Regions from separate parts of the Homo sapiens genome. Here region 2 is linked to region 1. The links are chromatin loops, found by intact Hi-C in ENCODE. Cell type or tissue: sigmoid colon. All regions are shown on one strand. Each heading gives the region's core, and the rest is flanking DNA. Links, peaks and the distances in the headings are about the cores only.

Region 1 (16,228 bases), core at 6,530-11,529:
GAGGGATTATCTCTGGGTGGTAGGGTTATGGGAGATTATTTTTAAAATTCTTTTCTACATTTAAAAAGGTTTGCCCCTTAGTGAAAGGTATTACTTTACAACTCAGGAAAATAAAATTATACAAAAAGCATTTAAAACACAAGGATTTACAGCTGGGCAGAACAGCAGGCTTTCTGCCAGATCAAAAGCCTGTTGCTTTTCTTCTTATAATGGACATTCTGTGAGAGGAAGGAGAATGTCCAGTCACCTAATTTCCATCTCTGTGGAGCATCAGTGGAAACTTCATTCTGCTGTAGATGGTAAATTAATGATTGTAGCAATATATAATTTCAGGACTTTATAAGGTAAATACATTCACCATGTGGACAAATTACTTTGGCTTTTTAGTTCTTTAAAAGATACAGTGGAAGTACTGTTGTGAAGCTATTCCCATTATTTAGGAAAGTGGCAGTCATTTTAAAATTGTATTGTTAGAGTTAATGACAGAAAATGTTGAGTTAACCATATTGTCCAAGGAATGGAGTGTGCTGATCATTCTTGCCTTATTGTTGAAGGTTTTCTGAAATATATTTGCTTTCTCCTTGTTAGTAAATACAGGATTTTAAACATTAGTGAATTTTTCTTCATGATTCAATATCTTGCTTTGCCTTAAGGTCACTGTTAAAAACACCAAAAAACTGAACAATAGAATCAGAAGCTGAGGATGTTTGACTAATTCTTTGCTAGCCTTCTGACATCCCCTAGAAAATATTTTTACAATAATTTCTTTTATACTAAACCTACAGGTATTTTTGAAGCATCCTCCCATCCCCAGCATTTTATTCTTTTACTTGGGATCATTAGTGCTGAATTCTCTCTTAGCTTGGGTAGAACTTGGCAGGTAATACAAATATAAAGCAGGTTGTCATCTTTCTAAAGCTGGTCAGGGACTAAGTCATGTTTTGGCTATTGTTTTAAAAAATGAGAATTGTTTGACAACTTTATGGCCAACTAACTCCAAGTATATCTAATAATTTTGCAAAAACCTACTCTGTTTTCTGGATTAAAAATAAAAGCATCAGCTTTGGAACATAACACTTACCGGTAGCCTATTCATTGAGAAATAGCCCAAAATCTGAATAGAATGTTTATAGAGGTAAGGAAGGGAGAACCGAGGGAAAGAAAAGGTCTCAACCCCCTTCATTCATTCATTCATTCATTCACTCCCTCAACAAGTATTTATTAATCACCAGCTACCTGCCAGCTACTGTCCTTGGTTCTGGGTATTATAAGTAAAACCCGCAGTCCCGTCCTTAAGGGGCTCACTGTCTAAGAAGGAGGAGGCAAGCCAGTAAGCAGGCAGTTTCCATGAAGTATGCTAATGGGCCTAACAGGGAAATGCATCATATTATACACACATAACCCAAACTTAGAACATCAGGGAAGCCTTCTTAATGGAGGGGCCCCCTTTATGCTCTCATTTAGCTAAACTACCTTCAGCATCAAAGCTCTGTGAAAAACAGTATCGAGAAATACCATGTCCTGATGCTTAATCCTTTGTACTTAGCAAATGATGCTCCAGTGTTGACTGGTGAGTCTTGGGAATATCCTCTATGCCAGAAGTGTTTGTGCATTCACCAAGTAATTGTTGGGTCCTTATCAAGTGTGGCAGCTATGCTTAGAACAAGGAATACAGCAGTATACAAAATAGCATAAAACATGGTCTTTGCTTTTGTGAAATTCATAGTCTGGAAGAAACAGGCTGGTAAAGGAGCATAAAAATAATATATTACACACTGACTTATAAGCACAAATTAGTGTCTAAATGACAGCAGATGAGGGAACAATTGATTATGTCTCAGAAGGTATGGGAAAGTGGAGCCTTAAGGGCTGAATAGGTATTTAAAGAAGATCAGGTGAGGAACAGCGGGAGCAGAGGCCAGGGACTTAAAAGATGAGGGTGTCCACCCAGAACTGTCCCAGATTTGGAGTGATGGGACCGGGAGTAAGGTTCGGGTTGTGAAAGACTTTGTATACTCTCCTAACAAAATGGGACACGCTGTCCTACTGTGGTGAAGAACCTGGCTGTGAACTCAGAGAAACCCAGATTTAGATATAGGCCCTGTCACTTACTAGCATGTTACCTAACCTCTCTGAGCCCAACTTTTCTGAGTCCTCAGGAAAGTGTAGTTTATAGTAACTACCTAACAGGATTGTTGTAAGGGCTATCTGAGATAAGGTCAGGAAAGCACTAACACAATGCTTGTCACATAGCAAACACTTAATAAATGTTAGCAGTTAATTTTATTTACAGTTTTATCCCATGGACATTGGAAAGCCATAGAAAGTTATTATCTTGCTGTTGTCACCCCATATTCCAGAACCTCTTTGTGCATCCTGTTAAAATATTGTTTTGATGATTAAACAAGTTAATATTTGTAAAGTGCCTAGAACGGTGCCAGGTATATAGTAAGTGCTGTGTAAGTGTTTATTCCATATTTTAAGTTAATGAAATCTGCTAAGCAATAGAAATAAAATTTTTCCACTTTACAGATGAGTAAGCAGAATTCAGATAAGTTAAACTTCTTTTCTAAAGTAATATAACTAGTAAAGTATGGAACCAGTATTCAATCTCTGTCTCATTTCATATTATAGCAGCTGCACCTTAAAATATGATTTTAAAAGACATACCTAGTCCTATCATCACAACACATTTTTCATTTTTGTGAGATGCTTTCCATCTTTGCCCAGGTGCAAGTAATAGTTTTTCCAGAATTGTAGGCATAGCCTGCATAAATTTTGCATTCCACTTTTTTCTTAGCATTATATCATTTTCCTTCTTTTCTTTTCTTTTCTTTTTCTTGAAACAGAGTCTCACTGTTGTCAGCCCAGGCTGGAGTGCAATGGTGCAATCTCAGCTCACTGCAACCTCTGCCTCCCAGGTTCCAGCAATTCTCCTGTCTCAGCCTCCCGAGGTGCTGAGATTACAGGCGCCTGCTACCACGCCCGGCTAATTTTTGTATTTTTAGTAGAGACAAGGTTTCAGCATGTTGGCCAGGCTGGTCTCGAACTCCTGACCTCAGGTGATCCACCCGCCTCAGCCTCCCAAATTGAGCATTATATCATTTTCTATTTTCCTTTATAGTCATTGTGTTAAATTTTAATGGATGTGTAAAAGCACATCAAATTGATTTTCCTTAGCTTTTATCTTGCTGTTGGGTATTAGTCTATTTCCTGTTTTTTGTTATTATATATTACATAATACTTCTGTAAGCATATTCCCAAATACAGCCATTCTCTTCTGTTGATTTATTTCCTTAGATAAGTTTCCAGGAATGGGATCATTGGATTGATGAATATGAATCGTTTTATTGTTTTGGACATATATTGCCTGGTGCCTTCCACCAGCAGTATATGGAGATTGCCAATTTCAACACTGAGATAAGAGGCAGAATTGATACCCTTACTAGCAATGAGAATTTTATTTTTTTTAATTCTTGCCGATTTACTTAAGAGTAAAAATGATACCTCAAGGCCATTTTATTTTTTGCATATTTTGATTATTCTTTAAAATAGATTGCTGGCTAATTTATTTCCTACTCTCTTTTCTGCTTTCTTTCTCCTCTAGTTTTTATTATTCAATTAGTAACATTTCTTGAGTGTTTACTTTGCACCAGATCCTGTGCTTCATGTTTTGAATACAAATGTGAAGTGAAAGATACAGGATTTTATGTCTGGTAGGGGAGATATTTGAGCAAATAGACTTCAGCTTTATGTGATAAGGACTTTGATAGGTGTCCACATATAATAAGAACATAGAGACATGGAGGAGAAGAACAATCAAACTTCTTGGCTGTCAAGATATTTTGAAACATATATAGATTCTATCTGTACATATGTATTTATGAGTATACTTAACAGGAAGTTGCATACAGATATGTGTTTGCACATGCACCCATGTGTATCAGACAAAAATCTGGAGATGTATCATATTGGATCATTATTATCATGGGATGACAAAAGGACCCATGCCCAAAGATAGGAGCAACGACAGATAAGAAGATGGACAAAGAGCAGTCCAATAAAGGAGAATGAAAGAAAAAGGCAGTCAGGTGGGAGGAAAATCAGAAGACAGCAGTGGAAGGAAGGAATTTAAAGAAGTGAGGAGCGGACCAGATTGGGCTACTTAGAAGTCATTGGGTCTGATATCTTTTTACCTTTGAATGCCATTTGGAATGTGAATATCTTGTCCCTATGTGGGTATTAACTTAGTAGAGAAGAAGCCTGGGCTTTAGGGTCAAATAGACCCTGGTTCAGATCATGGCTTTGCAACTTATTAGCTGCATGACCTTGGCCAAGAATCTTAACACCTTTGCACTCTTTACCATATCTTACTTTTACACGCTTCACCTTTAAAATATCTTACAAGGGTGCTAGAATTAAATGAACTGATGTCTCTAAAATGCTTAATGCAATGCCTGGTACATAATAGGTCCTTTGCAAATAGTAGATGCTTTAGTTATTAGTAATCTAAATATAGTAGTTATTATTTTAAAACATATCCCATACATGCTCTATTCTTCTAGTCGTAACTAGTCTTAGAGAGGTAGAAGAATGAAGTAGTTAAGAGCCGGACTAAATCTCAGTTATTTAGCTCTGGGCCTTGGACAAGTTATCTCTCTGGGCCTCAGTTTCCTCATCTGTTAGATGGAGACAATAATGGCACCCACCACATAGATTTATTTTTAGCATTAAGAATGGTGCCTGCTGCATAATAAGTGCTGCATCAGTGATAGCTTTGATGATGACAATGATGATGATGACAGTGATGATGAAGGCAATGATGATGATGATGATGACAGCTACATCTTTGGACCAAATAACTTTACTCTATTTTAATAATATAAGTAATTCTGTGCCTTTTGAGTTCTTTTTATGCTTTCCCTTGGTCATACTTCATTAATTTCTCCCGAGAGTCTTAAAAGTCTCTTTTTTCTTTTTTCTTTTTTTTTTTTTTTTTTGAGCTGGGGTTCACTTCTATTTCTCTTTTGTCTATTTTGTTTCAATATTTTCATCAGCTATTAGATTCATCAAGCCCAACACTTATGACTTTTTTTTCCTTATAGCTATTTTTATTCAGCAACTATCCTACCTTGAATTTATGATCTTGCTTACTTATTTCCAAGTGGAAAACTGACTTCATGATCACCCATACCCTACTGAACGTCAGTATCCTCCCTTTAAGAGATTGCCCCTTTTCTTCTGGTATTTGGGGCAACAGTCTTGATATTTGTAGAAATGGCATTGTGGTAATATTGATGCAGGCAGAAACATTTTGGGATACCTACGGCCATTTAAATATTATGTAGGTTTTACCCTCTTCCCAAGTCCCCAGTCCCTATACTCCCACTCTCCTGTTTTCTCATTAGAATTGGTTTTTACAGCGGGAAAAACTAAAGCTATACAAATTTCCACCTGTTTCAAAGTGATCTGGTTTTAGACTTAAAAAAGCTTTTTTCTTTGCCTAAAACAGATAGGGCTTCATGTGTTTTTCTGCTTACAAATATAAGAGAACACAGAGCATTTCCCATCTTTACACCACAGATATTTTGTATCTGGCTTTGGTGTTAACTTCTGGAAAATCGACTGTCTTTCATTTGTTCCTTTCTTCTTAGAGACTCCCATTGCTTGCAGGTTACATCTCTACACTCTATTTTCTATGTCTGCCATCTTCTCTCTCCTTCTTTCAACCCTCCATATGTATTTCTTGTATCTATTTCTGATTCACTAGCCCAGTTTCCTGCAGTGTTGATTTTAATGTTTACTATATGCAGTGATGATCTTATTTTGTCTCTCATAGAATGAGTGTATCCTGGTCTGTTCCTGTGTCTTAATGGGAATATTTCTCTCTCCTTAAGAATGAATAACAGCTGTTTCCTGAATAACTTTTTCATGTGATGTCCAAGGTTTATTTAAGGCGGGCTATAATTGCTTATAAAATCTTAGTTTTCCATTTTTCTTTTGGGCTACATAACTTTCTCATTAGGGCCAGATTTTTTTTTCCATTTTCTTATACTTCCTCTCCAATTTTTGGAGTGTTTATCATATGGAAGCCGACTTTAAATTTCATTTCCTTCAGTTTTGGAGGGTCAAGAGCAGGTCAGTCAGAGATGATCTCTTTTTTCCCCACAGCTCACCTTTTCAGGAATTAACAGTGCACTTCCTACAGCTGAGATTGTATATCAGACAATTTTAATGAGACATTTTTATCTTGGCCCGACCACATGGTTACTCCCAATGTTTATCTCTTAAACAGGTTAGAGGAGAATTCTTAGAATTTTGTGCCTCTAATGTAGCTTAAAAATAAAAATTTTTTCAATTCTTATTATTTGTGTTGGTATACATTTGATTAATTGATTGAACTTTTCAGACAATTTCATGTAGGTTTTTTTTTTTAATTTAGGGAGAGGAAGCTCTCCCTTTCTATTCTGATTTTCCCTAGAAAGCCAGAATTTAGCATTGGATAATAATAAAATCTAGATCTGGCATGGCATGGTGGCAGAGTTTGGAGTGAGAGGGAAATGGCTGCAGATTCTGATCACACTCAGCTCACTTGTGTGACCTTGAGCAATTAAACAAATATTTCTGACCCTCAGTTCTTTCAACTGTAAAACAATAAAAATAATACCCGTCTTACAAGATTGTTGTAAAGATGAGATATGGAAAGCACCTAGCAAGTTTCCTGTCACTTGGAAGGTTTCTAGTAAGTGACTGCTGCTATTATTAGTAGTGTTATTAAGTTCAAAGTGGTGAGAAAGCACTGTCAGTTCTATGATTATATGGGTATGAGTCAAAGATTGGGAGAGGCCAGGCATTATGGCTCATGTCTGTAATACCAGCACTTTGGGAGACTGAGGCTGGAGGATCACTTGAGGCCAGGAGTTTGTGATCAGCCTGGGCAACATAAAAAGACGCTGTCTCTACTAAAAATTAAAAAAAATTAGCCAAGCCTGATGGCATACAGTTATAGTCCCAGCTACTCAGGAGGCTGAAGCAGGAGGATCTCTTGAGCCTGGGAGTTCAAGTTTACAGTGAGCTATGACTGTGCCACTGCACTTCAGCCTAAGCAACAAATCAAGAACTTGTTTCTTAAAAAAAAGATTTGGAGAACTCTGACTCCAACTTCACAGTTACAGTTTTTATTGTAGAAAAATTTTGAAACCACTGGACCAAGTCAGAAAAATGAGGCTCTGCCAGAATCTGTCTGTGTGATCTTGGCCAGGTCACTTCATTTTGAGGTTTGGCGTCTTCATCCATATATTGAAGAGGTGGTGCAACAGTGATGACTTCTTCCTGTCACCTTTTTGTAGGTCTGCAAGCTTCTTACCACCATCATGAGTATTAAAGTCATCTTTTGTTTTTGTTTTTTAATATATAGCTAATCATGTCATTCCCCAGTATAAAGCCCTTCCTACAGTGGCTTCCTGCTGCTCCCGGGTAATAACCTGAGCAGGGATGACCTCTCACTCCTCTCTGGGGTCCTCTCTCTCCCTTCCCTCTGGCTCAAGCTCTGGCCAAGCTCCTTCCCCACTAGAGCCTGCACTCCTGCAGCTTCCTCTCTTGACTGCTCCCTGACCCCTCCCACCACATCCTCTTCCCCACACAGGTTTCATTAGAGCATGGAACCCTATACTTCCCCTTTGTAACTCATATCATAATCGTAATTAAAGTCCTGTTTGCTCTAGGCCCCTACTTCTAGGTGGTTAATAGCTGTTTCCCCAGTACCTAGCCTACTGCCCTAGCAGGTCATAAGTGCTGGATAAATATTTGCAGGATGAATGAATGAATGACTGTGATCTTGAACATAATGTTAAAGAAGGCATGGTCTTTTATTTTTAATACTTCCGGTAGATCCAAGACTTAGGCAGGTTGGATGCTAAGAAATAAGGCTTCATAACAACTTCAAAAATAAATGTTCCGACATGATTTTTTTTCAGCTATTGGTTCTTTGACAAAGAATAAAGTAAAATTAAATTATATTGCAATCCTCATTTCAAGTAAGAAGTGACTAGTTCTGTATACCTTTCCCAATTACAAATATCCCCAACTCTGGGAACTTGCTCCACACAATCCCCCATAAAATGTCCTTCAGGAAAGGGTGAATGGATGCCAGCCAGTTCCACAGGAGGCCCTGGCCGGGGCTGGGGAGTGGGCAGTGAATGGGGTATGTGACGGAGCATTTTCTTCAACATTTGGTGTGTACGTCTCTACCTTGGGCTGCCTTTGTTTCTTTGCCATATCCAGACTTGTACTTGGTCCATGATACTCAGACCTATGGGGACAGAAGTTGGTTGGCAGAGTAAAGTCATGTGAATGGTTCTGATTCGACCCAAGAGTGGGGTGGGATCTGTCTGAGAGAGCATTCACCAGGGCAGTCCTGAATTTCTGAGTTGTCTTTGAATCCCTAACACCTGGCCCACAGTAACCACTCTGAATAGTTTCTTTCTTTCCCGTCTCTGATAATAATGCCTTTCATTTATGTGTCATTGCATAGTTTATAGAGTGCTTTTACAGTCACTAGCTCATTGGAGCCTCACACACTGTGAGGTCGGTACTGTGGGTATTTTCATCTCTGTTTAAATTTCTAAATTCTGTTTAAGCGAATTTAGAAAGGGAAAAAGAAAAGCTCAGAGGGGTGTTTCTTGCCAGCTATTGCCGAGATTTACTTTGGAATGAGGTGGAATTTAGATTTTCATTTTGTACATGTAAATTGCCCAGAGTTAGAGGCAGAAGGTGGTAGAGCTAAAACTCAAATCTGGGTCTTCTCATTCCAGGTGTAAAGACATCAATTGCCTCTCACAGGGCTTTTCTGCACCATAGATGATTTGCTTCTTTCTATCTCAGCATAATAGATTTAACAAAGACACTATTACAAATTGTGATTTCTTTTACACATTTGGTTGTGTTTTTTTTTATTTTAGTGATTTAAGCTGTGTACTTTCTGATTCTTTTTTCTTTTATTCTCTTAGTCATTCAGCAAGCATATATTGAACATCTGTGTGCCAAGAACCGTCCCAGATGTTAGAAAGAAAATTAAGACACGATCCCTCCCTTTGAGGTGCTCACGACATAGAATGGGGCACGGGTACATGAATAAATAAAATGCAGTTGAACAGGTAACTCTGTAGAGGTAGGAAAGTCTAGGAAATGGTCACTTTTACGTGGGAGTAGGAGAGAGGGCAGGCAGAGGTCGTAAATATGGAAGAGATTGGGGCGGGTGACAGCCCAGGCAGAGAGTTCAGAAGGGTGGGGTGAGAAAGTCCCTGAACTGGAGTATAGTCCAAGGTAGTGGCAGCAAAGAGGAGCAGTGAGGGGCTGGATCTGGAGAGGCATGGTGGGGGGACTTGAGGTCTTTGGGTGCTAAAGGTAAGGTATTCTCGAGGCAACAAGGAGCTCTTGAAATTATTTAAAACAGGTGTGTGACATCAGATTTGAAACATTAACTGGCATTGAAGATTTTGAGAGCTACAAGTACAGTGAGACAGGGAACTACGATCTGTTGTAGGGAAGTGAGCCCCCTTCACACCAGCTGTCATTTCTGCTAGTAGTAAGAATGATTCGGGACAGCTGTGTAGGAGCTTGGAAAGAGGGGTGCGTAAAATTGAACCAAATGGCTTTGCATTCTGATGGTTTTAGTTGTCCTGTGATGTTGTGACTTAGTATCAGCTCTCTCAACAGGAAGTCGCTAAGTAGAGCCTAAAAGAAGTGCTTCCAAAGTATGTTCCAAAGGAGAGAAAGAATTTCTTGTTTTCCACAAACTGTACCCAAAGCTTAAACCAATAAGGTCAGATGTTTTTGTGCTCTCTGAAACAATTCCAAGCTATTTTGCAATCCTTTAGAGCATCAGCTACATGAAGTACGTCAAACAGCATCATTCCTGGTGAATGTCATTTTTAAATGGCAAATGAGAATACCAAGGACATAGTGAATTGAGAACACTTTTTCTTCATTTCTATGAAAAAGTTAACTAAAAGCAAATGCAGCATCATAGATGGACTTTATCTTAGTAGGGTAAGGCTGTGGTTTCTTGGATGTGTGCTTATTAAAGCTGGGTACTTTCACCACTCAGAGCCAAGTTCCCATCACGTTTGAAGGCTTACTGTTCCTACTCAGAAGGAAGTATAAATACAGTACAACTCACTGATTGTCTTCCTGTGGACTTTAGGAAATGTACTTCTAGACTATCTCATAGTGGAGCTGTTTCCTCCATTAAAACCTTCAAAATTTTCCATTTGCTTTATACTCTGGCAATCTACACTGAATTAAATAATTTCTATTAATAGGACATGTTTATCATCCTAAGAAACCTGAAATGATGTGGTTCTTATCATTACATTCTATTGTTACCCCTGCTGAGTATGACATTAAATCATTCAAGAAGGAATTGCAGAAAGAAGATTTTAATCTCATGGCCATTAACAGGAAGAAAGAGTAATTTTCCATCATTGTAATATACAGTTTACAGAGGGGATGGCTGTATGACCCTGGGCATGCCTTTTAATCTCTTTGGCCTCAGTTTCTTCATTTTAAAGTGAGATTTGACCCATCTGACCTGGGTCAAACTTCATTACAAACATTTATTTCTTCCACGTACAATGTTGGCGTACACACTCTAAGAGCTGGGTGGGAACTTCATAGTTTCAGGGACCCAGGTTCTTGCTATCTTGTTGCTCCACTGTGCTCACCCTGTGGTTGAGTCTGCTGCTCCAGTGCCCACACTCATGTCCACACACCAGCCAGTGAGAGAAGGGAAAGGACCAAGGGGAAGACACACCCCCTCCTTTAGAGGCATGATCTAAAAGTGACACGTGGCCTTCACTCATACCCCTTTGACCAGAATGTAGTCACATGGTCACACCTCACTGGGAGAGAGGTGAGAAATGGCTGTCACGTCATGTCCAGTAGTTGTCATGTACAACTGCGATGTGTGTGTTAGGGAGGGGTAGATATCCGAGGACAACTAGTAGGTGCCTGCCATAGCATGTGAGGTCCTTTTCAGTTTTAAAAATAAATAATGTGTGCAAGTTCCATGTCTAATTGCCTATTAACCTATGAAAAAAATTCAGACACTATCCCTCTTGTGCAGATGCCTGTGTTTGAAGGTGGCAGAGGAGGTAGATGGAAGAAAGCCCAGCAGGGGTGACCTTGTAAATTTCGACAGCATAGTCTGATGGAGTGTATTCTTTTGTGGAAAAAAAAAAAAAGATTACTTTCCCTAAAAATGGAAAAACAGATAAGAAATTCAAAAAGAAACAAATTAACTGGGACCTTAATTTCTTTTTGCAACTTTCTCATCCAAGTTTCGTTTTGCATCCAAAAATCAAGTTGGCTTCTGTTGAATACAAAGTACTAATTCCCTCCCTTGCATAGCCCAGGTTATATACGGGCTATGCAAGGGGGAATTGAAAAGGCACATTTGTTATGTCTGATGTTTGAATTAGATACAGCTGCATGTTTGGGTTTTTTTAATTGTGGTAAAATTCACATAACAATATTAACCATCTTAATAGTTGTGTACAGTTCAGTGACATTGAATGCATTCATAATTCTGTGTATCTATCACCATCATCCATCTCCAGAACTCTTCATCTAGCAAAACTGAAATTCTGTACCCATTACACAGTAACTTCCCATTCCTCCTTCCCCACTGTCCCTGGCAACCACCATTCTATTTTCTGTCTCTATAGTTTTAACTACTCTAAGTGCCTCATATAAGTGGAATCATATAATGTTTGTCATTTTGAGAATGGCTTGTTTCACTTAGCATAATGTTCTGAAGGTCCATCCGTGTCGTATCCTGTATCAAAATTTCCTCTTTAGCTTCTCCTTTTTAAGGATGAATAATATTCCGTTGTATGTATATACACATTTTACTTACATGTTCATCTGTCAGTAGAAGCTAGAGTTGTCTCCATGTTTTAGCTATTGTGAATAATGCTGCTTTGAACATGGGTGTACAAGTATCTCTTCAAGACCCTAATTTCAATTCTTTTTATTTTTTCTTTTTTTTGAGACAGAGTCTCACTCTCCTTGCCCAGGCTGGAGTGCAATGGTGTGATCTTGGCTCACCGCAACCTCCGCCTCCCGGGTTCAAGCTACTCTCCTGCCTCAGCCTCCCGAGTAGCTAGGATTACAGGCATGCGCTACCATGCCGGCTAATTTTGTATTATTAGTAGAGACGGGGTTTCTTCATGTTGGTCAGGCTGGTCTCGAACTCCTGACCTCAGGTGATCCGCCCACCTCGGCCTCCCAAAATGCTGGGATTGCAGGAGTGAGCTACCGCACCTAGACCCTAATTTCAATTCTCTTGGGCACATACCCAGAAGTGGAATTGCTGGACCATATGGAAGTTTGATTTTTAATGTTTTGAGGAGCTGCCAGAACTGTTTTCCACAGTCGCTGTAACTTTTCGCATTCCCACCAACAGTGTACAAGAATTCTAGTTACTCTGCATCCTCACCAACACGATATTTTCTGGGTTTTCATGAGAGTAGTCATCCTACTGAGTGTGAGGTGGTAATTCATTGTAGTTTCAAATTATATCTCCCTGATGATTTAGTGAGGTTGAACATCTTTTCATGTGCTTATTAGCCATTTGTATATCTTCTTTGGAGAAATGTCTATTCAAGTCCTTTTCCAATCTTTCAATTTAGTTGTTTGCTTCTTTTCTTGTTAAGTTTTAGGAATTCTATATATATTTTGATATTAATCCCTTAATAGATATGCGATTTCAAATATTCTTTCTCATTCCGTAGGTTGCCTTTTTATTCTATCACTCATATCTTTTGATGAACAAAACTTTTCATTTTCATGAAATCCAATTTTTTTTCTTTTGTTGCCTGTGACTTTGGTGTCATTGCCAATAAATCACTGTCAAATGCAATGTCATGAAGCTTTTGCCTTATGCTTTCTAATAACAGCTTTATAGTTTTAGTCCTATGTTTCGATCTTTGATCCATTTTGAGGTCATTTTGTACATAGTATTAAGTAAGAGTAATGTCATTCTTTTGCATATTGGTGTCCAGTTTTTCCAGCACCATTTGTTGGAAAGACTCTCTTTTCTCCATTGAATGGTCTTGGCAACCTTGTCAAAAATCATTTGACCATATATACAAAAGTGTATTTCTGAGTTCTCCATTCTATTTCATTTTATATGTCTACCTTTATGTCAGTACCACACTGTTTTGATTATTGTAATTTTGTAATTAAGTCATTTATTCTAACAGACTTTTTTATTGTGTGTGGAATCCTTAGCGTTTTCCAAACATAAGATTATATTACTTGCAAAAAGAAATGTTTACTTTTTTCTTTACAGTTTGAATACCTTTGATTTCTTTTTCTTGCCTAATTGCTCTGGCTAGAACTTCCAGTTCCATGTTGAATTGAAGTGATGAAAATGGGCATCCTTCCCTTGTTCTTGATATTAGAGGGGAAGATTTTAATCTTTCACCATTGAGTATGATGTTCACTGGGGTTTTTCACATGTGGCTTTTATTGTGTTGAGGTGATTTCCTTCTACTACTAGTTTGTTGAGTGTTTATCATGAAAGGGTGTTGAGTTTTGTCAAATGCTCTTTCACCATCAATTAAGATGGTTATGTTTTTTTCCCTTTATTCTGTAAATGTGGTATATTACATTGATTGATTTTTATATGTTGAACCATCTTGGCATTCTAGGAATAAATCCCACTTGGTCATGGTGTATAATCTTTTTACTATGCTGAATTCAGTTTGCTTGTATTTTGTTGAGGATTTTTGCATCAATGTTCATAAGAAATATTGATCTATAATTTTCTTTTCTGTAGTGTCTTTGTCTGGCTTCCGTATCAGGATAATGCTGATCTTGTATAAATAAGTTAGTAAATGTTTCCTCTTCTTCAGTTATTTAGAAAAGTTTGAGAAGGATTGGTATTTGTTCTTTAAATGTTTGGTAGAACTCACCAGTGAAGCAATCAGGCCCAGGACTTTTCACAGCTGCATGTTTTAACCTTTAAATTAAAGTGAAAAAATCCTGCAAAGTTTCTTTATATGGTATGGTAGTCACTTGACATGGTCACTAGTATTCCAAATCTCCTCCCTCTGGGTCCATGGGCACTTCTTTGCCCATTGTGACCACGTGACTTGTTTTTCCAGATGAAATGTGAGTGGAGGGGATATGTGTCACCTTTAAGGGGAAGTCTTAAGACCCAATGCAGAATTCTACAATCTCCATTCTGCCTACCATGGTGACCTGCAAAGTTCCAGATTTCTGATCTCTTTCAATCTGCATTCCTGAATAAGGACATGACACGGAGCAGTGACCCTGCTGACCTGTGATGAACATGTACCCACGAGTGAGAAATAAACCCTTGTTGTTTTAAGCCATTCTGTTTTGGGGATGTTTGTTACTACAACATAACCAAACTAAAATACCTCACCTATGGATAATGAGTGGTAACATGTCAGGTACTACTTAGTTTTTGAAAGTGAAGTCATTAAATAAAGATCCATTATTGTTAATAATTGTTAATAAATGCCAGAGAAATCCAGTGCATAATGCATGTATCTTTTACCCAAATACTAAAAACTAGTGCTCAAATTATTAGTTCAATTTAGTTGTTATTGTTCTTTCATGGTAGTTAGTAGTAATATTTTAAGTAAATGTATATTCACAAATTGCATCTTAACATAATTTTTAAGTTATAAGATGTACCAAGATTTTAAAAGAGATTGACAGACTTATGATACATCTTTGATTCTGGCAGCATTGGTGGCTATAGGAGTTTTTTTTGTTTGTTTGTTTTGTTTTTTTTTTTGAGACTGGGTCTCGCTCCTTCCTCCAGGCTGGAGTGCAGTGGCACGATCTCAACTGCAACCTCCACCTCCTGGGTTCAAGCAATTCTCCCACCTCAGCTTTCCGAGTACCTGGGACTACAGGTGCATGACACCATGCCCGGCTAAGGTTTTGTATTTTTAGTAGGGACAGGGTTTCGCCATGTTGGTCAGGCTGGTCTTGAACTCCTGACCTCAGGTGATCTGCCCACCTTGGTCTCCCAAAGTGCTGGGATTACAGGCGTGAGCCACCGTGCCCAGCCAGGAATTTCTAATCTAGTTTTAGAAAAAGTTTATGAAGCTAAAAAGTTATTTTTGTAGTTCTGATGCCATGCAATTTGGTGACTTTTTGATCTGTACCTGTAAATGGTATTGCCACAAATAGCGTAAATGCCATCATACCAGTTTTTTCTCCAAATGTTTATTATTTTTTAACCATTTAAAAGAATTATTTCATTTATTTGAAAGCCAGTTCCAAAAACAAATGATAATAGCTAACAATTGTTGTATGCTTCCTGTTTGCCATGTGGATCTAAGTGGTCCATATGAATTATCTTAAAAATCTTCATAACAATCATCATTTACCTGAGGAAACTGAGATATAGAGAAACCAATAAATGTACTAAACCCCACATAGTTGGGGGTGGGTATGAAGGAATTGGGATTTAAAGACATGTTGTCTGTGACATCTGGCCTCTTGGAGAAGGGTGGGATCCCAGAACCACTTATGTCTGTTGTTGATTTTGTCCAAGTGTGAAGGTAGCAGTACAGATGAAATATAAATTATACTTTTTTCACACACAGCCAGTGTGTTATTTTCCCCCTCAGGACCCCTAGGTTTTATTTTTTGCTTGTTTATTTAAGCAAATATCTTTAAAATAATGACTTTGAGCACCATCCTCAATGATCATACTTTCTTGTCATCATTAGAAGAACCAGCCTTGACCTCGCCATCTACCACATGCCTCCACCCCAGCACACAGAATTATGACCTCACCTCTTCTTTAGGTCTCCAGCTAAGGCTGTTTATAAGTGGCCTGTCTGGATGTCTTCAGGTGACAGATATGGATATATATCTTGTGCTCAGACCCTGGCAGAAATGACAGGGAGAAAATATGTGATTCTTAAATATTTACGAAGAGATCTCATCATGGTCCTCTGAGGATGTTAAGAACCCAAAGAATCTTAATTGTTTACAGTGCTCTCCCATTAAAACTTTAAAAGCAGTGGCCTGGGTTTCTTCTTTCAGAGTGGACCTGGCACTCCAGAGGGAAAGCTCATTTGCTTGATTGGCTTTTTGGGAAAGGTGTGCCAACGAATGTGTTTTCATTTAATAATCTGGAAACCAGGGGGATCACGGACTGGCGTGCAGAGTTGCT
Region 2 (16,228 bases), core at 6,987-11,986, 140 kb before region 1:
TCCTCCCTAACTTTTCAGAAGGAATGGAAAGAGAATAAAATTCTACCAAATTTGAGTTTAAAATAATCAAGTCTGAAACAATAGCTTCTATTTATTGAGTTCTCACCCATGTGTCAGGCACTATGCAAAGTGTTTTACATGCATTGCCACCTCGTTTTATTTTCTTTTTACTTTCACAAGCTTATGAGGTAGGAACGATCATTATCAATGCCTTTACAGATGAGGAAAGAAAGAAGAAATGAAACAAGTCACCAGTGGTGAAAGGGATGGGGCTGGCTGCCCCTGATTGAAATCTCAATTTATCTACCCTCCCTTCTTAACCGCTCCTTTCCAAGAGGCTAGACTACAAAAAATTTGGGCTCCAAGAAGTATGAACCAGAATATGGATATTTTGTAAAAATGGAATGTAAGTTGAGGTTCCTGAACAATGTGATGTTAGGCAGGGTGCGGTGGAATTGGCCTGTAGTCCCAGCTACTTGGGAGGCTGAGATGGGGAAGATCCCTTGAGGAGGATCTCTTGGGTTCAGGAGTTCGAATCCAGCCTTGGCAGCAGACCCCATCCCTGAAAACAATAAAAATTAAAACAACAACAGTGGGATACTAGTCTTTTAATTTGAAAAAAAAAGGGGTGGAGAAAGGGAAAACCAGTTTTCAAAAAAGGCCAATTTCCTAGACATTAGTGGTTGATTACTAACTCATTTCATTAAACTAAATTATGAATTGGCTTTTCTCGTCAGTGTCACCACTCTGATGGCGTTCTTTTCCATTTTCCATCTTCACCCTGGCCGAATGTGGGAAATGATCTGGTTTGTGCATAATCCGCGAGGCCCAGGGAGGATCTTTTGCCCCTATTGTTTTCTTGGGTGTTCTCACTCTGGGGGCCTGACATTCCTCGCGTGTCTAAGGCAATGAGGGAGCAGTGAAGCGCGGGGAAGCCGCACAAAAGACATCCAAAGGCTATCAATGGAAAAAGATCAATTAGGTGCACACAAGAAACACCCAATATGCCAGGGAAGAGAAAAATACCCTTTTCCAGAGGGTGGGAAATTGATTGAGCTTCTGTGAGGGTCCACAAAGAACTGGACGGATGCAGTGGTGGATGGCGATCTCTCTGGACCACTCCGGACGCGCCCAGCAGACGCAGCCTACGCCTTTAGGTCCTAGGAGGCTGAGAAGGGTGGGGAGAGGGGGGCAGCACGATCTTGTGTCTTTCCTCCCCGTGCCGCCTCTACCGAATCGCGGATGCTTCATTAATCTTGCAGGCGCCGCAGCTCGGGTCAGTATGGAGGCGGATCGGTGGCAGAGCCCGGGCCTCTGGGCTGCGCCCGCCCGTTCAGCCTGGCCCGGGAGGGGAGCGGCCGCGCGGTGGGCCAAAGACGCCCGGCCTTCCCTCCGTCTGCTTCCAGCAGGCACAGCCGGGAGGCTGGGCTCAGGGGCTGACCCGAATCTCCCCTAGAGCTGGGCCCACCCGGCTGCCCCCCGAGCAGCCTCGCCGCTCCCACGCCACCGCCCAAGTGACAGGCCCGGGAAGGCCGGACGGGACGCAGTCTTCCCGCCGGGGTCTTCCCTCCGGCTGGCCGGCCGCTGCAGGGCGCGCGCGCACACACGTACACACACACACACACCTGCCCACACACACACACACACACACACACACACACTGCCGCCTCCTTCCCGCCCCGCAGCCCTAGCAGCCCCCAACCCGCTCCCCAGCGCGCTGCGCCCCGGCGGCCTCCGCAGGCCCCGCCCCGGGGAGGAGAGCCAGGCGCGCGCGGGAGCTAGGCTCGGGGAGGGGCCGGCGGTGGGGGAGTGTCTGCTGCCCCCGCCCCTCGAGTGAGTGACTGAGCGAGGAGCTCCCCTCCCTCGCTCGCTCCTCGCAAGCTCCCGCTCGCTCCCTGCCCACTCCCGGGGGGACGTTCCGTGCCGCGGCCGCCGCGGCCGCTGCTTCTTTCACACTTTAGTTGGGAGCTGCGCGCCGCGCTCAGTTACTGGAGAGCTGGCCGCGCGCCGCCGCCTCCCGCACGCTTGCACGCGGGCCCGGCTTCGGGGTTTTGGGTTCTTACTCCAAGCGGCGGGGAGGAGGGGGAGCCCCGGACACACTGTGGGGAGGAGGAGGAAGAAGAGGAGGAGGGAGGAAGAAAAAAGACGAGGAGGACAGGGGCGGGGGGCGGGAGGCTTGCCACCTTCAGCCCCCCCGCGAACGCCCAAGGTAAGTGTGAGCCATTGCCTGCTCTGGGGCGGGGGGAGCTGGCGGTGCAGCCCGCCCCGGCTCGGCTACCCGGGCATCCCCGGGTGGGCAGGGAGGGAGGCCTGCGGGGTGTCTGCCGCACGGAAGGGATGGGAGCCGCGGTCGTGGCGCTGCCTGCGCGGGGCCCGGGCCGGGGCTGCTGCTGGTGCGGGGCTGGCGGGGTTGCTGCCAGGGACGGAAGCTGGGGTGGGGGAGCCGCGAGGGGCGTCTGCCGGCCTGGGCGGAGGGGCTGGGATGTGGTCGGGGCTGCTGACGACTTTCGTCACATCGAGGCCTGGGTGGCTGGTGTTAGACACCCCTCCCTTCCCACCCGCACCCTGCCGCCCTCAGCCTTCCTGCTCTCCTCTAGCTTTGCATGTAGCCACCGTACTTTGCAAGCCAGAGCTTGAAAGGAAAAACACAATTTAGGATCCTTTGCTAAGTATCCAAGTCCCTTCTCTCGCTCCGACTGATTGATGTGTTTGTGTGGGTGGTTTGACCCCCGGGATTTCTGAAGTTTTGACCTTTTTGGGGTGGCTCGTTTCGTTGCATCTGTTTGCCCACCTCGGTGTATTTATTATTCGTGCCCATGCGAGGCAGCCAGAGGGTGCTTGGTTATTGTACACGAAACAGATTTCACTCTCCTCTGCAGGCAGTTCGCGAAGTGCCGCCGCCGCGGCTGCCTTTGGTCTGCTGGTTAATGTCCTTTCCCTATCATCCACCCTGCTCCCTCCCTCTACGGAGGGTTAGTTTTTGTTTTTGTTTTTGTTTTTTCCTTTCCACTTACTGTTTGTGTGAGAGAAGTCCTGGGCTTAAGGGCTCTCAGCACTCGTTCATTTCTCTTCTAAAGCTCTGAATGGCTCAGGCATGTCGGTAAAATTTGGGGTGGTCCTCTTTGCTCCAAGAGTTGCATGGCCAAAGATAAAAATATGCACACATAAACACGCATTAATTCTGAGAGACGGCAAGCAGTTTGAGAGAGAAATAATTTGTTTTCAATAGGAAGTCGGTGACCTATGGGATCTCTTCCATTGCCGGTGGGTTAGGAAAATTGTTTTAAAATAGATAGTGCTTGTGTTGTCCGTGGCTGGAAGACAGCCATAGTTCAGTTACTGAAGCAATTCTGAAAGTGATACACCCTGGGCACCCAGAACCTCAGTAAAGACACACGTAGTCTGACTCAGATGTTAGGAAGGGGACTGACACACCATAGATTCCATGGAGTATTTTTTTCTTTCTTTTCTTTTTTTTTTTTGTAGGAGACTGTCCAGACCGTTTGGGGAAATGACAAGTTCATTACACAGACAGATGTAATGAACACCTCCCTATTCAAGGGGATGGGTTCAGCTTCTGCCTAATAGGAATAACCTTTTGATTTGATAGAATTGGAATGTACCAGGATAGAAACAAACATAGGTGGAGTGGGCCTGAGCTACTTCAGCACTGTTGTGGGGAGAAGGTGATGTTTCTGAAGGGTCTTTTAAGTTCAAGATGCTGAATTTGGAGTTTTCCCCCCTTTTTCATATTGTCTAGAGCTGGATTGTAGGATCAATAGAACATGTTCCATGTTGGCTGTTTGGAAATGTAATTGTCAGACATGGAAATTAATTTGGATTGGATCACCTATTTTTGTTTTGCTACTTACAAAGTAGGAAGTACCAGTGATAGGACAACGGAGTGTATTTATAGGCGTTAAACCAATGCTGGGACTGGTACTTCACAGATCACAAATGCAGCGTTGAAAGAGGATGTCACTCAATGTTTACTGCTGTGCAAACCTGCTTCAGAGAACAGTCCTGGAGGCTTCTAAAAAGGGCAACAAAGACCAGTGCGCTCAGCTCTTGGGTGGGTGGGTGCCTGAGGAGGGGCGGGGTGCTTCTGTTGTCTAGCTTTGTCACAACTGGGCATGTTTCCAAAGAAAAATGGCCTTGGGTGGTAGAGAGGTCTCACATCCTCCAGTGTTAAAAGTTCATCCTAGAAGGACCTTAAAGTTCCAGCTTTCCTTCTCAGGGTTGACTTAATTTAACTCCGAGTTTAGAAAACTGATAATTTTGTTTTCTTGGCTAGACATTTATCCCTCCTCCGCCCCATCTCACTTTATCATTCAACATGGGTTTCTGGGAATTAATAGGCCACTGTCTGAAGGGGTTTGATTCTTGAAGAATCACAGGGCATCATTCAAGAGCTTTGGTACTATTTGCTATGACTTATTCAAAAATCCTACTAAGGAGGAAGGTGGTTTGCTCTATTATAATTTCCAAGTGAATCATGCCTCAGTACTGTGTTGCCTTTGTGACCAGGCAAGCTTTGAGTTTTACATTCTGAGTGGCTTGCTCCAGGCTCTAAGCAGCCCCCTTCTATAAGACGTTTTTTTGTTTTTGTTTTTTGTTTGTTTGTTTTTGTCTAAAGGAGACACCAAAGGCTGGGAGAGGGAATGTCATGTCACCTTCCAATAGGGCAGGAGAAGGCAGGTGACATATTTACAGAAGAGTCCTAAGGTGATAAATATGACTGTCTTCATTTGAATTTATCAATACAACTTACAGCCATATAATGAGGCATCTTGTGTAGCTCACATGTTTAAGTACAGAGGTCTTGGGGTTCTGTATCCTTTGAAGTTTCCTTCCAGCTCTACTTTGAGGGTGGCCCTAACTAAAGGGTAATCGTACAGTAATTCCGGAGGGAGATTGTAGGATACTGCCAGTTAACAGAGAAATTGGTGAAACCTCACTGTCTTATGATACTTTGTTTTCCTCCAGCTTCTTAGAACCAAATATAAAGAGAGGAGAGAGCATTGCTTTGTTTGTATTTTCTCTCCTGATGTTTAGCTGGTATCTTAGAGTGTGGTCACTGCTCATTTCAGGTGATTTAAACTGTTTCATTCTGCACCTCCTCATGGGTGGAATGGAATCCAGACGCATCAAAGAGTTAGGAAAGGGTATGTACACATGGGTAAGCTTCAGACTCCAGCAAGTGCTCTGAGCAGCACAGTGCTGATTATCAATCAGGAGTGAGGGTATGGCAGGTCTGATCTTACAATGCAAGTTTACATGAAAATAATTTGTATGTGAAAGTTGATTTGCCTCCAGTTTTTTAGGAACATATTGACTACGTAAATCTACTTATACATCTAGTCAATCAGAATTCACTCAGAGATATTGGGTCGATCAGTCTTCATGAAAATATACATCTCCTAAAAATACTATTTTGGAAATGGATATAGTGAAGCCTCCCTCCCAAGGTGAGGGAAGGGTTACATGATATATAATACAGGTTGGAGGACCCTACACAATGTACGTGGTGGGTACTCAGATGACCTTTTTTTTTCCAGCTTTACTGTGTAAAGATACTTTTATGAATAGGCTTTTAGCAAACAAATACATCTTTGGCCACTTTATGGTCCTTCTTTGAGCCTCAATTTTAAAAGTCCCGTAGCATGCAGTAAATAAAAATTATGCTTAATTGGGTTCTTCATAAAACACAAAAAGCAGATTGCAATAGACCAGTATAAAGTACTGCTTAGAAAACTGAAAAAACAGGGATAGGGCTTGTGTACAAGAAAGATTGCGACAGTGAAACTATATTTTAAATAATGGTGACAGTTTTGACTTCCAGAGATCATAATTCAAGAGCTTATCTGAAGTGGCATGTAAATTACATACATACATATTTTTTAAAGTAGGCAATTATTTAGCTTGACTGTCTCGGTTCTGAAGTTTAATTTTACAAGTTATAGTTGCAACAAGAAACAACATGACATGCTGTGGTTATGCAATTATGACAAGAGTGGTTGGAGGTAAACTGGGCTAGGATAAACATAGAAATGAGCACACAACAGTGTCTCCAGTCACCAGGTATTAAGAAGTTTCTTTGCTTTTTTGTTAACTATATTACTAGAAAATGTATTTCCCAGGTTGTAGGCTAATCACCTAAACTAATGATTGCTTTCTCTTACATTTGTGAAAGGAGATGCAGCTTCCCCAGTCTAAAATGGAAGCTGAGAAGACTAATTGGCCAAGCTACTGGAAGGCTAGGCCCTTTTGCTCATCTCAGCAACCCCCATAGCAGCTAGCACACTACTTTGCACTTGGAAGTCACTCAATGAGTGATTGAATGGAATGGAATTTACCTAATTAGTTAAGATCTGCAATGTGTCAAAATTTCCTTGGAGAAATACATTAGATGTGGACTTAAGTTTTAATAAATGTGTATGGTAGTTTATTAAGAGCCCCATATTATGCCTCAGGTAGGATTTTTAAATGTTGAGACACATTTGACAGGAAACATACCAAGCATGATGTCCTCTCAAATTATTGAAATTTCTTTCTTTCTTTTTTTTTTTTCGAGACAGAGTCTTGCTCCGTCACCCAAGCTGGAGTGCAGTGGTGCAATCTCACTGCAATCTCCACCTCCTGGGTCCAAGCAATTCTCATGCCTCAGCCTCCTGAGTAGCTGGGATTACAGGCAGGTGCCACCATGGCTGGCTAATTTTTGTATTTTTAGTAGAGACAGGGTTTTGCCATGTTGGCCAGGATGGTCTCGATCTCTTGACCTCAAGTGATCTGCCCACCATGGCCTCCCAAAGTGCTGGGATTACAGGCGTGAGCCACCGTGCCCGGCCCCCAAATTACAAGAATTTCTAGTTAGGAGCATCTTGATTTGGAATAGATATAATTTCTGTATTTGACAGGCGTTCCTTCCCTTATGATTGTAGCTGTGGTCTTCATCTTATTTGCCTCAGGGATTTGGTGAATAACAGTGCCTAATATTTATAGTGTGCCTTATGGTTTTCAAAGTCCTTTCATGTAACCTGTCTCATTTGACGTTTGGCTGCAGCCGTAGCAGTCAGGATTTTCCATGCTGGGATCTTTCCCAGAATGTGCCTGGATCAAGGAGTGCTGGAGAGGTCCAGGGAAAGCTCAGGAAGCCCTCCACCTCTTGATTTATTAGATTCACTGCTGCTCCCTCTAAGATAACCTGAATAAAGCAGGAGCTAAACAGTGTGTACACATGGACGTTTAGAGTGGAATAATAGACACTGGAGGCTCCAAAAGATGGGAGGATGGGAGGGCGGCGAGGGTTGAGAAATTACGTATTGGGCACAATGTACACTATTTGGGTGATGGGTACACTAAAAGCCCAGACTTCACCACTACACAATATATCCATGTCACAGAACTGCACTCCTATCATCTAAATCTAAATTTAAAAAAAATAATAACTGAAGTAAAGGAAAGTTGAGACCTGTTAGTGCACTGAGCCCACTCAGGCTCCCAGCATCCAGTGGCTTTCCCCCTATACCTGTTCTGTCTCTTGGGCTGGCTTTGGCCTCTTAGTCCACCTTTGACAAGTATCCCTTTCATCTATCACTTCCTTTCTGAAGATTTTTCATGTTTTTCTGGCCCATAGATTTTTATCCATAGACATTCCTCCTTTTTTTTTTTTTTTTTTTTTTTTCTTGAGACAGGGTTTCATTCTGTCACCCAGGCTAGAGTGCAGTGGCACAATTTTGGCTCACTGCAACCTCTGCCTCCCTGGCTCAAGTCATCCTCCCACATCAGACTCTTGAGTAGCTGGAGCCACAGGTGCACACCATACACCTGGAGAGTTTTTGTGTTTTTTTCTAGAGATGAGGTCTTGCCATGTCGCCCAGGCTGGTCTGGAACTCCTGAGCTCAAGCGATCCCCCTGCCTCAGCCTCCCCAAGACCACCGCAGCATCAGCCACTGTGTCAGGCTCCCTTCTGCTTCCTATCCCACACCTTACTTTTGCCTGCAAGACTTTATTGTCTGAATGTGTCTGAATGAGCTTTTCCAGTACAGTATTTTAACCGTATCTCCAGATCCACTGTCTATCTGGCTCCTCCCACCTATCTGCCTGACAGTAGACTTCTTGCTTCCAGCCCAGTGACTCCCTTCTTCCCTCAGGGCCCCTGTCCTACTTTGCCCCACACCTCCTCCCTTCTTCCTCCCACCCACTTCTCTCCATCAAGCTTTTAGATCTTCCAGCACATACCTGCCTCTGCCTGTTTCTCAGGCTCCCGCCATCTCAACACATGTGTTTATAGTATTCATGAGTTGACATCCACATACTTTATACCTTGTAGAAAAGTGGAATTAGAGCACCCCCAAGTTTAGGGATCTTTTTGCCTTTGTTTTCATTTTTGATTCTAGTATGTTATATTGTTGACTTTGTAAGGCTCTTAAGCCATTTATTAGTAGGTGAGTACTTTGCTTCTTCACTTCTCTTAGCTATTACATTCTCCATTGGATAAGCTAAAGGAAATATCTTGATGATTATTGTTATTTTAAAAGATTTGGACAACAAATCTGGAAAAGCATTCCAGAGATTTTCATAATAGCACCAAAGGAAGACTTTATTACACACCAAATTCGGCTTGCTAATCACAAAAGTAGAATGGTTTATTTAATTTCATCTTCATTACCTTTTTTTTTCTCCTTTGGTTAAGTAAATGTTGGTTAAATAAGTATTCCTGCAACTTGAACTAATTTTTTCCAATTTGTTGTAATTTTACTGCTCTCCATGAAAATTTTATAAATTCATGGGACACATTTATGCCAAGTGAAGATTCTTTAGCTAACACCTAATGTTGTTGGTTTCCTCTATAAGTTTGTAGCCTATATCAGCCCTATCAGTAGGGTCAGTGGGGAAAAAAGTAAACTGAGCACTACTACTGGAAAAATATATCCCATTGACTCACTACATATGAATTTGGATTGGTCTTTTTAGAAAACTACTTCAAAAGTAGATCCAACATTTGTTATGCAATATCCTGAGTGCTTTAGGGCTTTTGGAAAAAGGTACTTTAAAGCAGAACAGGGAGATGATGGTTTTTAAGTAATAATTCCTTTTCTTGGATGGATCTGTATTTTATTTGAGTGTCATGGATACTGCAGCAGTTTCAGTTCATTGTTAAACCACATGTTAGAATATATTTTACTTTGCCTGGTGACTTATGGTTTTTCCCACCTGAACTGGGTGAGGAAAGGCGATTGAGAAGTTGATTGTTTTCACTGAAGTGTGGGAACCTTTTTCATACCCATCATCATAGATACAAGTGCTAAGGGATGTACTCTCAACAAACCATGACATGCATGCATATCATAGCCATTCCTAAAAGCTTCTTCCTGAATTCCACAGTTGACAAGGAGGTCTAGTAGAGCCCCTGTATTAGCACTATGTCCTTTTACATGAGACAATTGAAAGGCCAGGTGTAAAGTAAGGAGATGCTGCGGGCTGCCAGGCTGTGATTTGCAGGAAACTTCTCAAAGACACAGATAGTCAGGGTGACTTCAGTGGTTCTATCTCAAAGTTCTGCCAAAAGCAGTTTTTCTAAGATAATTTTGTTAACAGTTCTTGCAATTAATAGGTTATAAGGAATAAGCAACATATATCTCATTATATGTTTCAGGTGGATAATATTTTGATGAAGGAAGTGAGAATCCAGGAACATCTCTTGAGTTGCTTAGTAGTTGCTGAAAATTCAGATATTCTGGTTTGTGCCAGGAATCCATGACAGTCTAGATGCGACTCCCAAAACAAATTTTATGCCTCCCTTCCATGGCCTCCCCAACACCCACCCCTGCCTCACCCTGGGATATCCTTCTTCCCCTCTACTGTGTCTCTTGAGATCCAAGATATTTCTCAAATCTCACTTCAAATCCCACCTCCTCCAAGGAGCCCTTTTTCTGCTATAAGAGTGGTTTCTCCCTTACCTTCCATGAACTGCTGTAATACTTATTTTAGGCTTAATTTATTTTATTATTAGTTTTGATTTTTATTATATATATTTTTGTCCCCAGCCAAATGTAAACCCTTCTATTGTGCCCACTGGGCCTTAAAAGTAGATTGGTCTAAATAAGTAGTTATTGATTGATTGACAGCTTGTCATTGATCCTGAGGCTCACAGTTTCTGTCTATGAAGACCTTGCTCCCGTTTGAAGCCTTCTTTAATATAATGAGGAAGTATAGTCTGGAATGAGAAAAGATAATATAAATTTTTAAATTCCTTTGTTGGCCAGGGTTAAGGGACCTAATCTTTGTTATTCACTCAGATAATTTATTGAACAAACATTGACTTTTGTTAATGAAGTTTTGTGTCATTTCTGGTGCCTGGGACTGGAGAGATGCTGGAGATAGATAAAAAGGCCTGGCCCTGCCTTTGTGGAGTTCTCAGACAAGCAGGAGAATTGACATGCGAACACATGATATGTGGTGAATAGACAAAGGTGCTTTGGGAGTTGAGATAAGAAAGCACCAAGCTCTGTTTAGTGGGAAGCAGACTGTGCATCCCAGTTTCCCTGGGGCAGTCCTGGCTTATTCCCACTGTCCAACGTAGTTAATAATAGTGTTCCCTTTACTCTCAAAAGGATCTCAGTTTGGACAATAAATGATGACTCCCCAACATCGAGGAGTCATAAAAGGTATCACAGAGAGGGATATATTTGGACTGACACTTGAAAGCTACCAGGAGTCCTCCAGGACACTGCTTACATTGCCAAAAATACTGGGGACTAACACTGGTTTGCTAACTTTGAATTTTTTTTATTTTACTGTACACTCATAGACCAATTCTCTTACTGGCATTTGGGGATAAAGGGGTTTGGGGGCAGATGGAAGATGAAGTAGGCCACTTCAAACAGAAGAAATGTAATGACGTGGAGCCATGTGGTTATGGATTGATGTCGCTGGACTTTCCACATATGATAGAGAGCAATGGGAGATGAGGCTGATGAACTATGCAAATCCTTTTAGGTCATGCTAAGAGTTTGGACTTTTTGCCCACAATATAAGCAGTGAGGGTCACTGAAAGATTATAAAGAGAGAAAAGCCTATTTTGTATGATGTTTGGTTCTCTATTGAGTATGGGTAAGAGACTGGAGGGGACAGAGATGAGTCAGAACAAGTGAACTGTAGTACTAACTAGGAGGGAGATACTGAGAACTGAAAATGGAGAAAGGGGACAGACAGAAGAAGGATTTAGGAAGCAGAACTGATAGGACTCAGTGAAAAATTGGGCAGGAGAGTGATAAAGGGGATAGAGTAAAGGATAATTGTAAAATTTCTGGTTGGATTATACTCTGAGCTGTGGAAGCTAATAGCCATTAGAGGGAAAGATAATTAACTCAGTTTGCAAGAGGTTGAGTTTCTGGTGTGTATGCTCTCTTAGAAGGAGATATCTAACACATAACTGAAATTCTGGTCTATAATTCAGAAGAGAGGGTTGGGATAGAATTATGAGTTTGCTGTCAGCTCAGTCATCATTTTCTCGGAATCATTCACTACATTTCCATGATGAGGTCAAATCCCTCTATTCTACCCTCTTACCACACCACGTACCTCCTCTCCTTGTCTGTATGCACTTTCCAATATTGTAATTGCTCATTCATTTTTGAGTTTATTTGATTAATGCTAATAACATCCCCCCACCGCCTGCAACTGTAGGGTTCATGAAGGCAAGACTGTATTTGTTTTTGATCCTTTTGTATCCAAAGAACACCTGCCGCACACTAGGGGCCCAGCACATATTTGTTGAATGGATGAATAAATCAGTGATTGAAAGAGTTTTTATAAATGTGATAGTTGAAGCTGTTGTGGTTCAGCATCAGTTTGCACAGGGAAAGTATGTAGAAGAAAACTAAACAGTGAGTTCTAGGGAACCCCCGTGTTTCAGAGGTGTGATAGAAAAGGATGGTGAAGGAGACTCAAACCAGGCAAGTGTGGTGTCTGTCAAAGAAAAGGGAGGATCAGGCAGTGGCATGTGGTCAGAATTGTTGTATGAAGAAGTAAAACAAATCTAAAGACATTTTCATAATGTCTGTTATTAAATAGATGTGGGAACGTTTATTTGATGGGAATATATCAACATGTTTTCTCACCGTTAAAAAACTGTATGGCTGGCTAGGCACAGTGGCTCACGCCTGTAATCCCAGCACTTTAGGAGGCCAAGGAGGGCAGGTCACAAGGTCAGGAGATCAAGACCATCCTGGCTAACACGGTGAAACCCCGTCTCTACTAAAAACACAAAAAATTAGCCAGGTGTGGTGGCGGGCGCCTGTAGTCCCAGCTACTTGGGAGGCTGAGGCAGGAGAATGTCGTGAACCCAGGAGGCAGAGCTTGCAGTGAGCCAAGATCGCGCTACTGCACTCCAGCCTGGGTGACAGAGTGAGACTTGGTCTGAAAAAGAAAAAAAAACAACTGTATGGCTACTTAGCATTGTAATATTATGTATTAGCTTATGCTGCATGCAAAGTTTAATGTTTTATCACTTTGTTAGTTTTGTATGTTTGGAATCTGAGTTTAGCCTTGTATAACTTATGCGAGCACCCAATGTAGTAAAAATTTGGAGCCATGGTTTGGGATGATGTTGAAAGTGCCAGTGTTTAATCATTGTGAATTTATAAGTGTGTGCGTTAATTTGTAAGGGGATTAAAAATACATGGGTATTTACATCCTACCAGATGAATAGCCATCAATTGTAAGAACACTTTAAGTTACAGCAAATGATTGCTATTTGATTCCAGAAGTGGAGGCTGAGAAGCAGTGTCATTAAAGGTTTGTAGTATAAATAGGGAAGCTTATTGCAGAGTATGTTTGTTACTCATTCTCGGACTCCACTGAGAGGGTCAAGGAGAGGTAGGTGAGGCATCATAATGTAGCGGGAAGAATGTGGGCTATGGATTCAGCGGATTCTATCCTAGTTTCGCCACCTCCTAACTCCAGATTAGTGATCTTGAATGACAACGGCAATAATTGACAATAGTAATAATGAAAGCTAACATGTACTGAGTGATGACTCTGTGCCTAGGTACTGTGCTGAGTACACGACATGCACTGTTCCTTTAATGCTTGCAGCAACTCTATGAGGAACCCACTACTGTTACCTCTTCTTCACAGACAGAGAATGACTAAGCCTCAGTGTGTTTAGGATCTTGATTAGGTCTTGTAGCTAATAGTGGTGGTGCTAAGACTGGAATCCGAGCGCTCCTACTTTAAAGTCAGACTTTTAATTGTCAACTCCCAGCCAGTTCTGTTTTCTCTGCCCCCTTCCTCGTACACTCCTTTCTTCTCATTTACTGGTTCTTTATGAAGCAAATCAGACATTGTATTATCTGCTCTGTACATAATAGATTGTCATTTAACCACACAGGTATATTCTAAGAAATGTGTCTTTAGATGATTTCATCATTGTGCATACATCATAGAGTGTACTTACACAAACCTAGATGGTATAGCTTGCTGCACACCTAGGCTATAGGATATAGCCTATTGCTCCTAGGCTATAGACCTGTACAATACATCTCTGTACTGAATACTATGGGCAGTTGTAACAAAATGGTATTTGTGTATCCAAACATCTAAATATAGAAAAGGTAAAATATGGTATAAAATATAAAAAATGATATACCTGTGTAGGACAGCTCCATTATATAATCTTATGAAACCACAGTTTCATATCCATTGACCATTGCTGACCAAAACATGGTTATGTGGCACATGGCTGTATGTATTTCTAAAAGATACAGAGTCGTTTTCCTTTTAAAATAATCATAATATTATTATCATGTCTAATTTCTAACAGTAATTTCCTAATATCAAATATTTAGTCAGAAAGCAAATTTCCTTGATTGTCATCATTTTTAAAAATTATTACTTTTTTGCGTTTTTGGGATCCAAACAATTTCCACACCTGAGAGATGCATTTGTCTTATTTACAGGCTTTCTTTCCCTATTTTTATCTCTTTTCCTTCTCTGGAAGTTTATTTGTTGAGGAAACAGGGATTTGTCTATAGGATTCCCTGTATCCTGACTGCATCTTCTTTGTTGCTGTTTTTTATTATATTTCTCTGTTTCCTCATGTATTTCCTGTAAACTAGTAGTTTGAGCTAGACTGGAAGCTTATTAGAAATTTTTGGCAAGAGCACATCACAGGAAGTGTTATGTACTTCTATTTTTTTTTTTTTTTTTTTTTTTTGAGACAAGGTCTGACTCTATTGGCCAGGCTGGAGTGTAATGCTGTGATCTCGGCTCACTGCAGCCTCTGCCTCCTGGGCTCAAGCCATCCTCCCACCTCAGCCTGTCGAGTAGCTGGGACTATAGGTGTATGCCACCACACCCAGCTAATATTTTGTAGAGAGGGGTTTTTGCCATGTTGCCCAGGCTGGTCTCGAATTCATGAGCTCAAGCAATCTGCCCACCTTTGGCTCCCAAAGTGCTCGGATTATAGGCATGAGCCACCACTCCTGGCCATGTTAGGTACTTCCTATTACATCACATCAGGAGGCACACATGCCTTCTCGTTTCTTCTTTTGTGAAGTTAAGTCTAACAGTGGATTTAGGTGTTGTTAGTCTGATCACAGGCCCTGTAAAAAACATTGATGCTATTGTGATTATTATTTAGTAAGGGTTATAAAATGGTGATATTCTGTCATCCCTTCTGCATTTCCTAGCTGGAATTTTTCTCTCAAGAAACCTTGACAACATCAACTATTTGTTACCCTGAGATATAGTTTATGTAGGAAAATTGATGCTTGGTTTTCTTTCTTCTATTTAAACCAATATCAGAAATAATGAGCTGATTTTCTAGTAGCCTCTAGAGGAAACCAACAAGATTTTTTTTTTTTAGTATCATTATGAACTTGTGGATTTTAACACAATTTATGTGTTTTAATCCCTTGCAGTTTATTTTGAAGCTCAAATTATTTTTGTGTCCAGTGTGAGACTCTTTAAATTGGCTTCTGAATCTTTTTGATGAGACGACAGTAGTTTTTGATAACATTTTTACTTTCTTGTTTAATAAGATATTTCAGATTTGTTTTGTACTTTTTCTACCCCAGATCTTTTTAGTGGTAAACAGTATTTCGAGACCACAGTACAGTTGTTAGGGGTTCTCATTGCCTTTGAGCTGGTCATTGTTTTTAGGCCTTTTCAGTGGACAGAGTTCAGAAAAATATGTATGTGTACATATGTGTCCACTCAGATATATATGTGTGTGTGTTTGTATGTATGTGTAGGTATGATATATATGTATATATGCATGTTTACATATTGTTTCCCTATTTCTTCCCTCTTAGCAAAAAGGTTGCCTACTGTAGTTCTGCACCTTGCATTTTGTACTTAACAGTATATTTCCGAGATCACTCTGTACCATGGGTAGAAATTTCTCATTGCATTTTACAACTGCAGAAATTCTACCGTACAGATATACCATAATTATTCATTTGGCTGTATGGTTGTTTCTAATCTTTTGCTCTTACATTTTAGTGGGGAATTTTTTGTTGTTGTTGTTGTTGTTGTTGTTGATGGGGGTTTATTTGTAAGTCAAACAAAGCCAGAATTGAAACTTCATTTAATTAACTAGATGGACAGTGGAATGAACAGTGGTGCAATAAACAGCTTTGTGAATATTTACATTCATATTCTTGCTGATTTATCTTTAAAATAGATTCCTAGAAGTGGGATCACTGGGTCAAAGGATAAATACATTTGCAGTTTTGCTAGACATTACCAAATTCCCTTCTGTGGGTGTTATGTGCTACATTATTTTGCATTCCCACTAACAAAATATGAGACTGCCTCTTACCCTAGAGCCTCACCAATAGAAAAACATTGTACAGCCTTTAGGTCTTAGCCATCTAACTGGTGAGAAATGATAGTCTAGTGTAATTTTAATTTTTATCTCTCTGATTCTGAGCTAGTTTCAGCTCTTTTTCATGTGTCTAGGGGTTTGCATTTCTTTTTCTATGAACAGTTTCTTCATATTTTTTTGCCCATTTTTATAGAATTGTGGGTCTTTTTCCATTTTATTTTATTTTACTTATTTTTATTTTTTGAGATGGAGTTTCACTGTCGTTGCCCAGGCTGGAGTGCAGTGGCACCATCTCGGCTCACTGCAACCTCCACCTCCTGGGTTCAAGTGATTTTCCTGTCTCAGCCTCCCCAGTAGCTGGGATTACAGGCATGCACCACCATGCCCTGCTAA

Evidence for each region. A loop is a pair of places that touch in the nucleus more often than their neighbours do. Peaks named below come from ENCODE experiments on the same cell type or tissue, not always from the same donor. Only the 100,000 strongest peaks of a DNase experiment are listed, where the experiment ranks them.
Region 2: it touches region 1 in a loop (2.3-fold over the local background); 1 of 110 quality-filtered maps calls a loop at or near these places.

Annotation. Positions count from the first base shown.
Region 1 is chr1:184,525,619-184,541,846 of GRCh38, forward strand. The region is part of intron 3 of C1orf21 (chromosome 1 open reading frame 21); the gene reads left to right. Among named protein-coding and RNA genes, the nearest start is that of C1orf21, 150 kb to the left of the region's middle. In sigmoid colon, for the core only: no CTCF peak of the experiment used is centred there; no DNase peak of the experiment used is centred there; H3K27ac peaks cover 1,842 bases.
Region 2 is chr1:184,385,160-184,401,387 of GRCh38, forward strand. C1orf21 (chromosome 1 open reading frame 21) reads left to right here and starts at 1,870. Exons shown (of 6, transcript NM_030806.4): 1 at 1,870-2,209. C1orf21-DT (C1orf21 divergent transcript) reads right to left here and starts at 1,545. Exons shown (of 1, transcript NR_172919.1): 1 at 594-1,545. RefSeq lists silencers at 1,356-1,415, 1,506-1,615, 1,646-1,905. In sigmoid colon, for the core only: no CTCF peak of the experiment used is centred there; no DNase peak of the experiment used is centred there.